Linked DNA regions of Homo sapiens: region 2 is linked to region 1. Evidence: chromatin contacts called from ENCODE Hi-C data. All regions are on one chromosome and are shown on one strand. The core of a region is the stretch at or near the end of the contact, and the rest is flanking DNA. Distances in the headings are between cores, read along the strand shown.

What was found. Hi-C counts contacts between places; a loop is a spot of excess contacts on that map. Pooled maps may share reads with other maps.
Region 2: a pooled map shows a loop between it and region 1 (4-fold over the local background). The contact joins the promoter of NAV2 here to the enhancer-like site in region 1. A Hi-C loop is called at or near these places in 5 of 37 single-sample maps with no recorded cell type and 13 of 50 pooled maps.

The regions. Positions count from the first base shown.
Region 1 is chr11:19,435,286-19,440,743 of GRCh38, reverse strand. It overlaps a transcript of NAV2 not described here. Among named protein-coding and RNA genes, the nearest start is that of NAV2-AS5, 69 kb to the left of the region's middle. Within about 2 kb of position 2,808, at least 2 of the 41 ENCODE cell types and tissues checked have a DNase peak (open chromatin) inside an H3K27ac peak, as active enhancers do.
Region 2 is chr11:19,709,719-19,715,176 of GRCh38, reverse strand. It overlaps NAV2 (neuron navigator 2), which reads right to left and starts at 2,340. Exons shown (of 38, transcript NM_145117.5): 1 at 1,215-2,340. The coding sequence starts at 1,481. It overlaps LEISA1 (lncRNA enhancing IL-6/STAT3 signaling activation 1), which reads left to right and starts at 505. Exons shown (of 1, transcript NR_015384.2): 1 at 505-4,243. RefSeq lists silencers at 2,272-2,465, 2,106-2,635.

The sequences.
Region 1 (5,458 bases), core at 1,559-4,058:
CTAGTCGATGCCAGGAGGTGTGTAGACTGGGCAGTCAGGTTCAACAGTTAACAAGACAGCCATGGCTTGGTATTCTGTGCCCATCTCTCACCCCCTTACCATACTTGACTGCACTTAACCTAACACAGTCAGTACTTTCAGCATCCTCAGTACCAAATAAATGTTCAATGCAAGAATGAATGACTAGAGTTATATAAGACTCCCATGAGACAATCAGCCAGGAGCATAACCTAGCCCCTCTCCTTACCCCGTTCTCAACTTCCCAGACCCACCCTCTATTCCAACCATACCGACCCCAGCAGCTTGGACAATACTAGTTACACCCTTGTACAGGTTACAACCTTTCCCTTTGCCTAACTCCAACTCATCCTGAAGCACTTGGTTTAACCATCACTTCCTTCAGGATGCCTTCCCTGTCCTGACCATCACCACCACCACCACCCTCACTAGACCCAAGACTGACAACTTAAGACTGAGTTGGGATTCTTGCCATGGCTTCCCATAGCACCCACTATCTCCCCTGCTAATTGTCTGTCCTCCCCACTAGACAGTAGCTTCATGCAGACAGCAACCACGTCCATCTGGTATACCAGCCATTTGCCTGACACATAGTAGGCCCTGAAAGATTATTTTTTACGTGTGTGATCGACTAAACATTTGAGTGGCAATTGAACATAAAGAAAGAATGCTTCTATTATCTAGCTTTTAATTATATAACTTCAAATACATGGGCGTTTTGCTGAAGGTCTGGTCAAAAGGGTAAGTTACTTTTAAAAATTGTACTTGTAATTAATTTTTTTAAACCAATTTGTATGTTACTCTCAATATCCCACATTATCCTTGGCTATACCTGCAGCCCTGGGTAATGAGGACTGATGTTCAGAATGAATGGAAGATTAAATCACGCTCAGCGCATGTAAGAAAAATGAATTCTGACATGTTCTAAGGATTTTTAACAAGGGTTGAAACAAAAGAGGATTTCTAATTAACCCTCAGTTACCTAGGAAATTGCATCAGTCACAGTGTTCATTCATAAAAATGTATTTCTTGATCATGTCATGTATGAATGATTAAGGAGCCAAATATGTGAATGAGCACATTGGGACATAGAAAATAAACACAGGTATCATGTTGGGCCTATTACATAGGTTATCCCATCCACAGCTCGCAACCTCTCTGTGAGGTCAATATTATCACTGCCACTTTTTTTTAACTTTTAAATTCAGGGGTACATGTGCAGGTTTGTTACATAAGTAAAATGAATGACTCTTCCTATATCCTTTTTCTAAGGACCGGTGTGATTATGTGGTGCCCATCTGGATGATCCAGGGTAATCTCATTTCAGGAGGTTTGTTGTACAAAATTTCATCACCCAGGTATTAAGCCTAGTACCTATTAGTTATTTTTTTCTGATCCTCTCTCTCCTCCTACCCTCCACCCTCTTATAGACCCCAGTGTGTATCACTGCCACTTAGCTGGTATGATATTGTGATACAATAAGAAATATATATTTGGTCTTTGTCTTGGGTTCCTGGCAGAGAGTTTCTAAAACGCTTGGAACTTCCCGAGCCATAGGAGTGAAAGGAGCATCTTTTGCTATTCATACAAGCCCCTTCCAACCACACCTGAGTTTATGATAATGAGGTGACCCTTTGTGGGCCCCTAGAAAACTTCAAGATGGGGGCTGGCTGCCAGAGGAACCAACCATGCAATTAGAGGATTGGAGCAATCAGCCCTCTCCACTCCCCAATTCCAGGGAGGAGGGAGGGGCTGGCGATTGAGCTAATCACTAATGGCCAATGATTTAATCAATTATGCCACTTAATGAAACCTCTACAAAAAAAAAAATCTCTAAACTTCTAAGTTTAGACAGCCTTTGGGTTTAGAGAGCCTTTGGGTTGGAATGCATCCACATGCCAGGAGGGTGGCACACTCTAATTTTACAGAATGGAGACTCCTGCAATCAGGATCTTTCCAGACCTCATCTTATGCAACTCTCCTTTGGACTACTAATCTGTACCGTTTATAATAAACCAGTCAATGTAAATAAAATGCTTTCCTGAGTTCTGTGAGCCATTCTAGCAAATTATCAAACCCAAGGAAGGAGGTGTGGAAAATCCTAATTTATAGCTGATTGGTCAATGTCACTGGGTAGTTAGAGTCAGAATTGAATGGAATTGTTGGAATGGTTGGTGTCTGGAGAGTATGAAAATTGGTTGTTGGTGTGGAAAACCCTCACATTTGGTGTTAGAAGTGTTATGAGTTAAAAACAGATCATAGTAGCTGGTAAAACAGACTCTGAGATACAGAATAAGTTCCCCAGGATTGCACAGGTGACAAGGGCTAAAGACAAGATTTGAGAATAGGGCTGCTTGCATCCAAACCTGTGCTTCCCCTGCTCCCTGTCTTGCCACACACAGTGGTTGATGACTGCTACTTAATCTTCGGAAGCCTCAGCTTCTTCACCTGTAGACTGGGATAACAATAGTACCCATGAGGTTGCTGTTAAGGATTGACAAGACAGTCCATGGAGAGTACCTTGGTGCACATTAAAGCACAACGATGAGGCCACAGGGAACTCCTCTTTTAACCCTGAGAATGAAATGACTATAGAACAAGGGATGGGTGATAGTGGATCAGAAGTCAGGTGAGGCCAGAGTCAAAAGTAGAAGCACTTTATGTCATTGCCAAGGAGGCGGCTTGGAACCTAGCCCCAGTGAAGGCTTTTCATTCTTTTAAGAATTCATTCCAGAGACATTAAATCACCAGTGATTATGTTGGCACAGAGGGTGATATTATGGAGAAAAATACACATATCAATGACTCAGAAGTGATTCTGAAAACTCAGCCTCTAATTGGAGATGTTTGAGGAATACTTATTCAATGTATTTTGCCTGTCTTTTTTATGCTTGCACAATAGTTATATGATAGAAAGTTATGTCTAGTTAAGTATAAGAAAACTTTATAATGGGTAGAAACATTTGAAGTGATGAGAATGCATCGTTTCATAGTTTAATTGGCAGTAACTTTTTTTTCTGAGTGGCACATAAATCATAGTGAATGTTATAACCAATGGTTTTTGAGATTTGATGAAATGCAACAACCTTTTTACAAATAGACATTTGGATATTTGACCCATTTGTGAGCTTTAACTGCCTAAAGAAGGAATTCAGCCAAAGGTATAAAAGACTATTGTCCCCAGTATTTTCCAGAGTTAATTTTGCTGGAAAATAATGGTGCAAAGAAAGACAAGAGGACAGAAGGAAGGGGATGGAAAAGAGAAAAGGGAAGCAGAGTGTGGGGTGGGGTTGGAAACAGATTGTATATATTAACACTTGGATACAGGTTTAATCTGATTGATAGGAATAAATATTTAAAGGATGACACCAAGACACTGTGAAATCCTCAGTCATCAAGCAGAGATTACCATGTACATTTGGGAAGATAGTGGGTTTTGAGTTGAAAGTTTTCCAAGGATTGGAAAAAAGTATTTGTCTGGTTAGCCTTAAGTAATCAGAAACTAATGAACCTGGGACCTTCCAGTTAAATGAGTTGATAGTAGTAGCTTTATCTCATGAGTGGTCAGTTTCCTTTGTGATAGATCACATTATCTAGAAATGCACTGCTGCTTTCACAGTCTTGCCTACCTCATTTTAGTAATTAGGCAAGAAAAAGAAAGAAAAGGCATCCAAATAGTAAAGGAAGAAGTGAAACTGTCTCTGCTGACTACATGATCTTATGTATAGAAAATCCTTTAGACTCCACCAAAAATGTGTTATAACTTATAAAAGAACTTAGTAAAGTTACAGGATATAAAATCAATATACAGACACCAGTAGCATTTCTATACACTAACAATGAACTATTTGAAAAAAGAAATTATGAAAACAATCCTATTTATAAAAGCATCAAAGAAAATAAGATTTAACCCAGGAAATGAAAGCTCTGTATACTGAAAAGCATAAAATATTGATAAAAAATTGAAGATGACACAAATAAACGGAAAGGTGTTTCCATGTCTTCTAACCTATGTTCATGAAGTAGAACAATTAGTATTGTTAAAATGTCCATACTACCCAAAGCAATCTATAGATTCAATGAAATCCCTATCAAAATTCCAATGTCATTTTTCACAGAAATAGGAAAAACAATCCTAAAATTCAATGGAACCATGAGAGACCCCAAATAGCCAAAGCAATATTGACCAAAGGAAAAAAAACAAAGCTTGGTGGCATCACACTACAAGATTTCAAAATGTATTACAAAGCTATAGTAATCAAAACAGCATGTTACTGGCATAAAAACACACATAGACCAATGGAATAGGCTACAGAGCCCAGAAATAAATTCACATATCTATGATCAACTGCTTTTCAACAAAGATGCCAAGAACACACAATGGGGGAAAGAACAGTCTCTTAAATAAACAATTTTCGGATAACTGGACATCTACATGCAGAATAATGAAATTAAATTCTTGACTTATGCCATATATAAGAATCAAGTCAAAATGGATTAAAGACTTAAACACTTAAATATCAGACCTGGAACTGAAAAATTACTAGAGGCAAACATAGGAGAAAAGCTCTATGATGCTTGTCTGGGCAATGATTTCTTGGATGTGACCCCAAAATCATAGGCAACGAAAGCAAAAATAAACAAATGGGACTGCATCACACTAAAAAGCTCCACAACAAAGGAAGCAATTAATAGAATGAAGAGACGACACAGAGACTGGGGGGAAATATTTGCAAATCATACATTGGATAAGGAGCTGATATCCAAAATAGATGAAGAACTCAAATTTCTCAATAACAAGAACACAAATAACCGTATTAAAAAATAGGCAAAGGACTTGAATACTTTCTGAAATGAAGACATACAAATGGCCAACAGATATAGGAAAAATGCTCAACATCTCAATCATCAGCAAAATGAAACTTAAAACCACAATGAGCTATCATCTCACACCTGTTAGGCTGGCTATTATCAAAAAGGCAAAGATGACAAGTGTTGGTGAGACTATGGAAGAAAGAGAACGCTTGTACACTGTTGGTGGTACTGTAAATCAGTATAGGCATTTTGGAAAACAGTATGGAGGTCCTTTGAAAAACTAAAAATAGAATTACCACATGACCCAGCAATCCACTTCTGGGTATATACTCAAAGGAATTGAAATCAATGTCAAAGAGATGTCTGCACTCCCACGTTCACTGTAGCAGTATTCACAATAGCCAAGATATGGAAACAATTGAAATGCCCATCAACAGATGAATAGAGTTTTTAAATGTGGTATGTATACACAATGGAATATTACTCATCCATTAAAAAAACAGAAACATCTGCCATTTGTGACAACATGGATGAACCTAGAGGACATTATGCCAAGTGAAATAAGCCAGGCACAGAGAGACAAATACGATATGGTCTCGCTTATATATGGAATCCAAAAAAGCCA
Region 2 (5,458 bases), core at 1,091-3,590, 270 kb before region 1:
CTCCAGCCCAGAGTTCCAAAAGTCTGCTTACAATTAGCTTCAGCTCCAGTTCCCGCATCAGAAAGCCTAGGAACGTGTTGAGCTCTAGCCTCTGATCAGAGAAAGCTCCAGGAGAAGGTGGAGATGGTGTCAGCAGGGAAGTATGTGCCAAAAAGGTCAGCTGGTCTGTTGCCATTTTCCTGACACCAGCCCCAAACCACCTCCCCTCTGGCTTCCCGCCTCTCCTAACCGGACAGTCACATCCGTCAGGTCGGCCTGTCCCCAAAAGTCCCTGCTGACTGACTGCCAAGAAAATATAGCCCCCTCCTACCAGAAGAAGGGGGAAATGGAGCGGGGAGGACCAAGAGAACCTGATTGGCCCTTGCTAATTTCTGTAAAAGAGATTGCACGGCCAGGGCTTGTCTGGATGCAGGCTCTGTCTGGAAAGGTAGGAGTCACCAATTCTCTTCAAGCCATCTCCCATCCCCACGCCCCGTCACTCGGGCTACCAACACCAGGATCTACCACCCAGGAAGGAGGGGCTTAGCTTCGGCCGCCATTCTGAGGCAGCCACCTCCACCCCCACCCCCACCGCAACAGCCAGCCAAGGCGCTAGGAGTCTCCAGCTGCCGGCCTCAGCTGGTGCACTAGTACCGCAGTCCCAGCACCTTGCCCGGAATCCCGTCACCCCGCAGGATGGGGCAGGGACAGGTCATCTTCAAGCCAAGGGAAGAGCAGGTTCACTGCCACCCGCGATCCCCTTTTCTTCCTGGATCTTACAGCCAGGCTAGGGGGCGTCGAACCCAATGGGGCCTTAGATCATTCCTTGTCCGGAACAGAATCTCTGCGGAACCGCCAGACAGACACACAGCTGCTGCTGCGGATACTGGCTTCTTGGGGCCAAGACCTCAACATGCAGGACCTCACATTTCCAGCGATGCACACGTTTTTTGAGAACATCCCGACCTTTCCTCCTCCCCAGGAAGATGCTGCAGACGTGCCCGCCATCCCAGGTCTCGAAGAGCTCTTAAGGCAAACCTCCGGCACCCGGGCCACACCCACCGGCCGGCCCACTCTCCTCGCGCATCCCCCAACCTGCCGGCCTAAGGGGAATGGTTCCCTTCCCTGGCCACATGGTAGACCCTTCTCCCATCCAGCCCTTTCTCCCACACCATCCCGAAAGAACTATTCATCCATCCTTCCAGAACAGTACCCCGGCAAACGGCATCTCTCACCTGGGTATCGAACCCGTTTTCCACCGAGCCGCTCTTCCGCAGCGGGAGCCCCTCCCCCGCTGGCTCCTGCAGCCCCTGCAGCACCTGCGATTTCAGGGGGATCTGGCTAGGATAGGTGGTCTTGCTCACCTCCACCTTGCTTCCCAACTTCAGGTAGCAGGGCTGGGGGCCCGCCCGGGCCGGGGGCACGTGCAGGATGGGCGCGGCGCTGTGCACGGGTTTGGGCAGTCCCGACTTCATTTTGGAGGCGACCAGGATGGCCGGCATCTTCTCCCGGGGCTTGGGCTTTCCCAGCACGTCCCTGGCAGCGGCGGCGGGGGCGACCGCTAAAGGCAGCGCGGGTAGCAGAGCAGGCGCCGGGCCTTAGCCCACGAGGCGCCCACCACCAGCGGCTAAAAAAAAAATCCCCAGGTCGGGGAACTCGAAGCAATCGGGCGAGCGCGCCTTTGGGGTGCCGGGATGGGAATGGGGGACTGGCCACGGCGCTCAGCGGGTCCCACCTGGACGGATGCTGCCGCCGGGTCTCACACCTCTCCTGGGTGGCCTTTCAAGAGCTCTGGGCGCTCAGGGGCTGCCGCCTCTTGCAAATTTCCTCCTGGGAAACAGAGGCTTGGACGCCCATATTAACTTGTCACTGCATCTCCGAAGTGAGGAGGCCCCTTTGGAAGAGACAGAGGCGGCGGCGACCCACGAGTCCCGTTCCGGAGGCTACGGGTCTGAGCCGGCGAGAGAAAGAGCGAGCAGCCAAGGAAGGAAAGGAGACAGCAGCGAAGGAAGGAGAGAAGAAGGGCGCAAGGGTCCCAAGACGTCTCCACCGAGAGGCAGCTGCCACCCTGCTCGCGAGCACCGCAGTGTCACCCGCGACGCAGCAGAGGTGCGGCAAGAGCCCCCGAAAGGTCTCTCTTGGGGTGACAGTCACCGCTGCCCAGAAGGCCCCCGGACTGAGAGCACCTTAGCGCCTGCGGGTCTGCACATGCTCCGTGAGCTAGATAGAGGCAAGGCTGTGGCCGTGGGGCGCGGGCGCCGGGACGCGCGGCTGGCGGGCCGGGCAGGGCTGCGCTCGGGAGCGGCCGCCGCGCTTCCCGGGAAGGCTGCGCTGGCTGCGGGGCTCAGCGCAGGGGAGGACAGGCTGCTGCCGGCGCTGCTGCGGCGCGCGCTGACAGCCGGGGCCGCCCCGGCGCGCCCATTGGTCCACGGTGCGCCAATCAGCGGCCGCGGGTCTCACTGCAAAGAGGGTGTGGCCTAAACTCTGGCCGCCGCCGAAACTCTGGGGCCGCGCTTGGCCGCGAGTACAAAGCGGGCTGGTGGCCGCTTTGCGGCACTGCCCCGGCCGCGCGCCTCCCGGGGGGCCCACACCCCTGCGTTCCTGAAACCCTTCTTTTGAAAAATGCCCTTTCGAACGCAACCGTCCGCCCCAGAGCCACGCGGGCACGGCTCGAGGGAAGTTTGTTTCCTTTTTCAAATTGCTCCGGTCACCTTAACGGTTTGAGTCTTCCGGAGTCACGCCCGCAGCCTCGCTGCCCCCATCTGGCTTGGGCAGGGCCGAAGCTCGTCTCCCGCTTTAAGAGCGCGCCAGCCATTTCTCTGCCTGCTCTTCCAGGCCGGCTGGGCGGGGGGCCTCCCAACGGCTTCCTCTCCAGTTTTCAAAGGCTGCACATTTCACTTAACTATTTGAAGTATTTATAGGCAAATACAATACGCAGGGAAGCTTCCCGCCCCGAGACAGCTCCTCCACGCAACCTACCACAGACTCTGTAATTAGAGTGGCCTGAAGAAGCCGGGAGAGGCTCCATGACCCCGGCAGGCTCTGGCCAAACCTTGCTGCGTTTCATGGAGCCCCTCCCTGTCCGCGCCTGGGACGCACTGGCCCCAACAGGTTCCTCGACTCGAATTCGCTGTTTGGGTTGCTCTGTGGTTTCCTCGCTGACTGAAAGTGGATGAGAATAAGAAGGAAACTGAGAGATGATCAGGCAGGCCAGCCTTCGCGATTTATGAATGAGGAGCCTCCCACCCTGTAGAACTGCTTGGATTAGAAGTGGGCAAGTTATTTAAGCTTACATGCATGCTTATAAAGCTTCTGTTTTCACATGTAGTAAGGTGGAGGCTTGACGACATTTACCTAATGAGCTGTTGTTTGGATTAAATGAGATGGTTGGTGCATGGCAGTCATTTAGCACAAGTACCTGGCAATGTAAGAGACCAATAAAAGCTGGGCTTTATTTTCCCTGTTGTTAAATTACTGCTGCTTTCCCCCAAAGTCATCTCTGTTTATAAACTATTTGTCTTTCTTCTTTGTTTCCAGGACACTTTGTGCCCACCCTATAGCCTGATCTTCAGTGCTGATAGCATTGATTTAGAATAACTCAGATGCTATTAACTCTGTCCCCCTGGAATTCATGTTAAACCCGTAATCCCCAGTGTGATGGTATTAGGAGGTGGGGAACTTTAGGAGGTAATAAGGTCAAGACAGTGGAGCCCTCATGATAGGATTAGCACTCTTATTAGAAGAGACAGGAGAGAGATGCTTTCTTACTGCCTTGTGAGGACACAGAAGGCAGTCTTCTGTGGACCAGGAAGAGGGCCCTTACCAAGAATCTGATACCGTGTTGGCATCCTAGTCTCAGACTTCCAGCCTCTAGTACTGTAAGAAATAAATGTTTGTTGTTTAAGCCATCCTGTTTATGGTATTTTTGTTATAGTGGCCCAAAGTGACAAAGATCTCAGACCAGAGGAAACATCAAAGTCTTAACCTCTGAAGCATTAAGAAATGAGAAGGCACCTTCTTAGCCATTCTAGGTAGCAACTTTCTACTCTAGTTAGGCTGAAATGCACGGCCCTGTCTATGTCTGTTTCAGTTATCCTCCCTCTCTCTGAAATCAAGTCACACATCATTCATGCTACTTACTTAACACTTTGCCCTTTGCCATCTGATGCCACCTCCCGTACTATTGTCTCCCATTATTTAACCTGTTATTTATTGTTTCATGCATTCATTTTCATCTTAGAGAATAAACATCTTGGAATTAGGAGCTGTGTTTTAACTTTCTTTAGATCTTCTCAGTATGGAGCATAAAGCTGTGGACAGAATAGCTACCCAACATTTATACTGAATGAATGATTGAATGATGCTAGAAGAAGGAGAGATTGTCTTTTAGATTTAGGAACATAAGGACATACGAAATATTATGCTATAAACCTTGGGACTCTTTTGCCTGCCCTGAATTCTAGTTCTGACCAGTGTACCAAGATTTGTGGAAAGATATCACAATCTTCAGCTTCTAAAGATCAGGGAGATATTCCAAAGTATTCCCATGGCCCTAATGCAGTGGTTCTCAAAGTGTGGTCCCTGGAGCTGCAGAAGCATTACCTGGAAACTTGTTTGAAAGCTCCACCCAGACCTATTGAATCAAAAGCCCTGGGGATGGGGCCCAGCAATCTGTGTTTCAACAGTGTTCAACCTAGTGATTATGATGCATACTAAAACTTGAGATATTCTGCCCTAATGAATATATCATGCATTCAGTGCATCTCCAGAACTTCTTAAACCTTAATATGCCTAAGAATCACTGGGGATCTTGCTAAAATACAGATTCAGATTCAGTTGGTCTAGAATGGGGCTGAGATTCTGCTTTCCGAGTAAGTTCTCATGTCATGCACATGCTGGTGTTCTAAAGATCACGCTTTGAGTAGCACAGACAGCAGGAGGATTTCATCTTAAGGGCCATCTACTGAAAAGGATCTCAGAGTGCATCCATCTAGTTGGAAATAGCCGCCTGATCACTTGATAATGTCTGCTATGGGTATATAAATGGAAATAGTGAAATACATATTATGTATTTGCCATCTTTGGTTTCCTGTTTAAATTGTATTTACTGCCAAGGTCATTTCGGGGTTCTGAGACCCTCAAATATGCATAAATATGAACAACAGTATTTCTTTTAAAGTATTTCTAATGTTCTAGGATTGGTAAACATGAGCATTTCCCTTAACCCTGTGTGTTTTATATAACTAAATTCTGATAATTCTTCATTTTTCTTGATGAAAGATCTTTCACTTGAGGACAAGTGAATCTTTTAGTCTGTTTCCAAATTTCTTTCTTTTCCTGCCTCTTCTTCCCTTTAGTAATTCTATTTGCTTTTTCCTGGAGCATTATTTATCTCCTTTTTTTTTGTGACCGAGTTTTGCTCTAATTTCCCAGGCTGGAAGCTGGAGTGCAATGGCGCGATCTTGGCTCACTGCAGCTG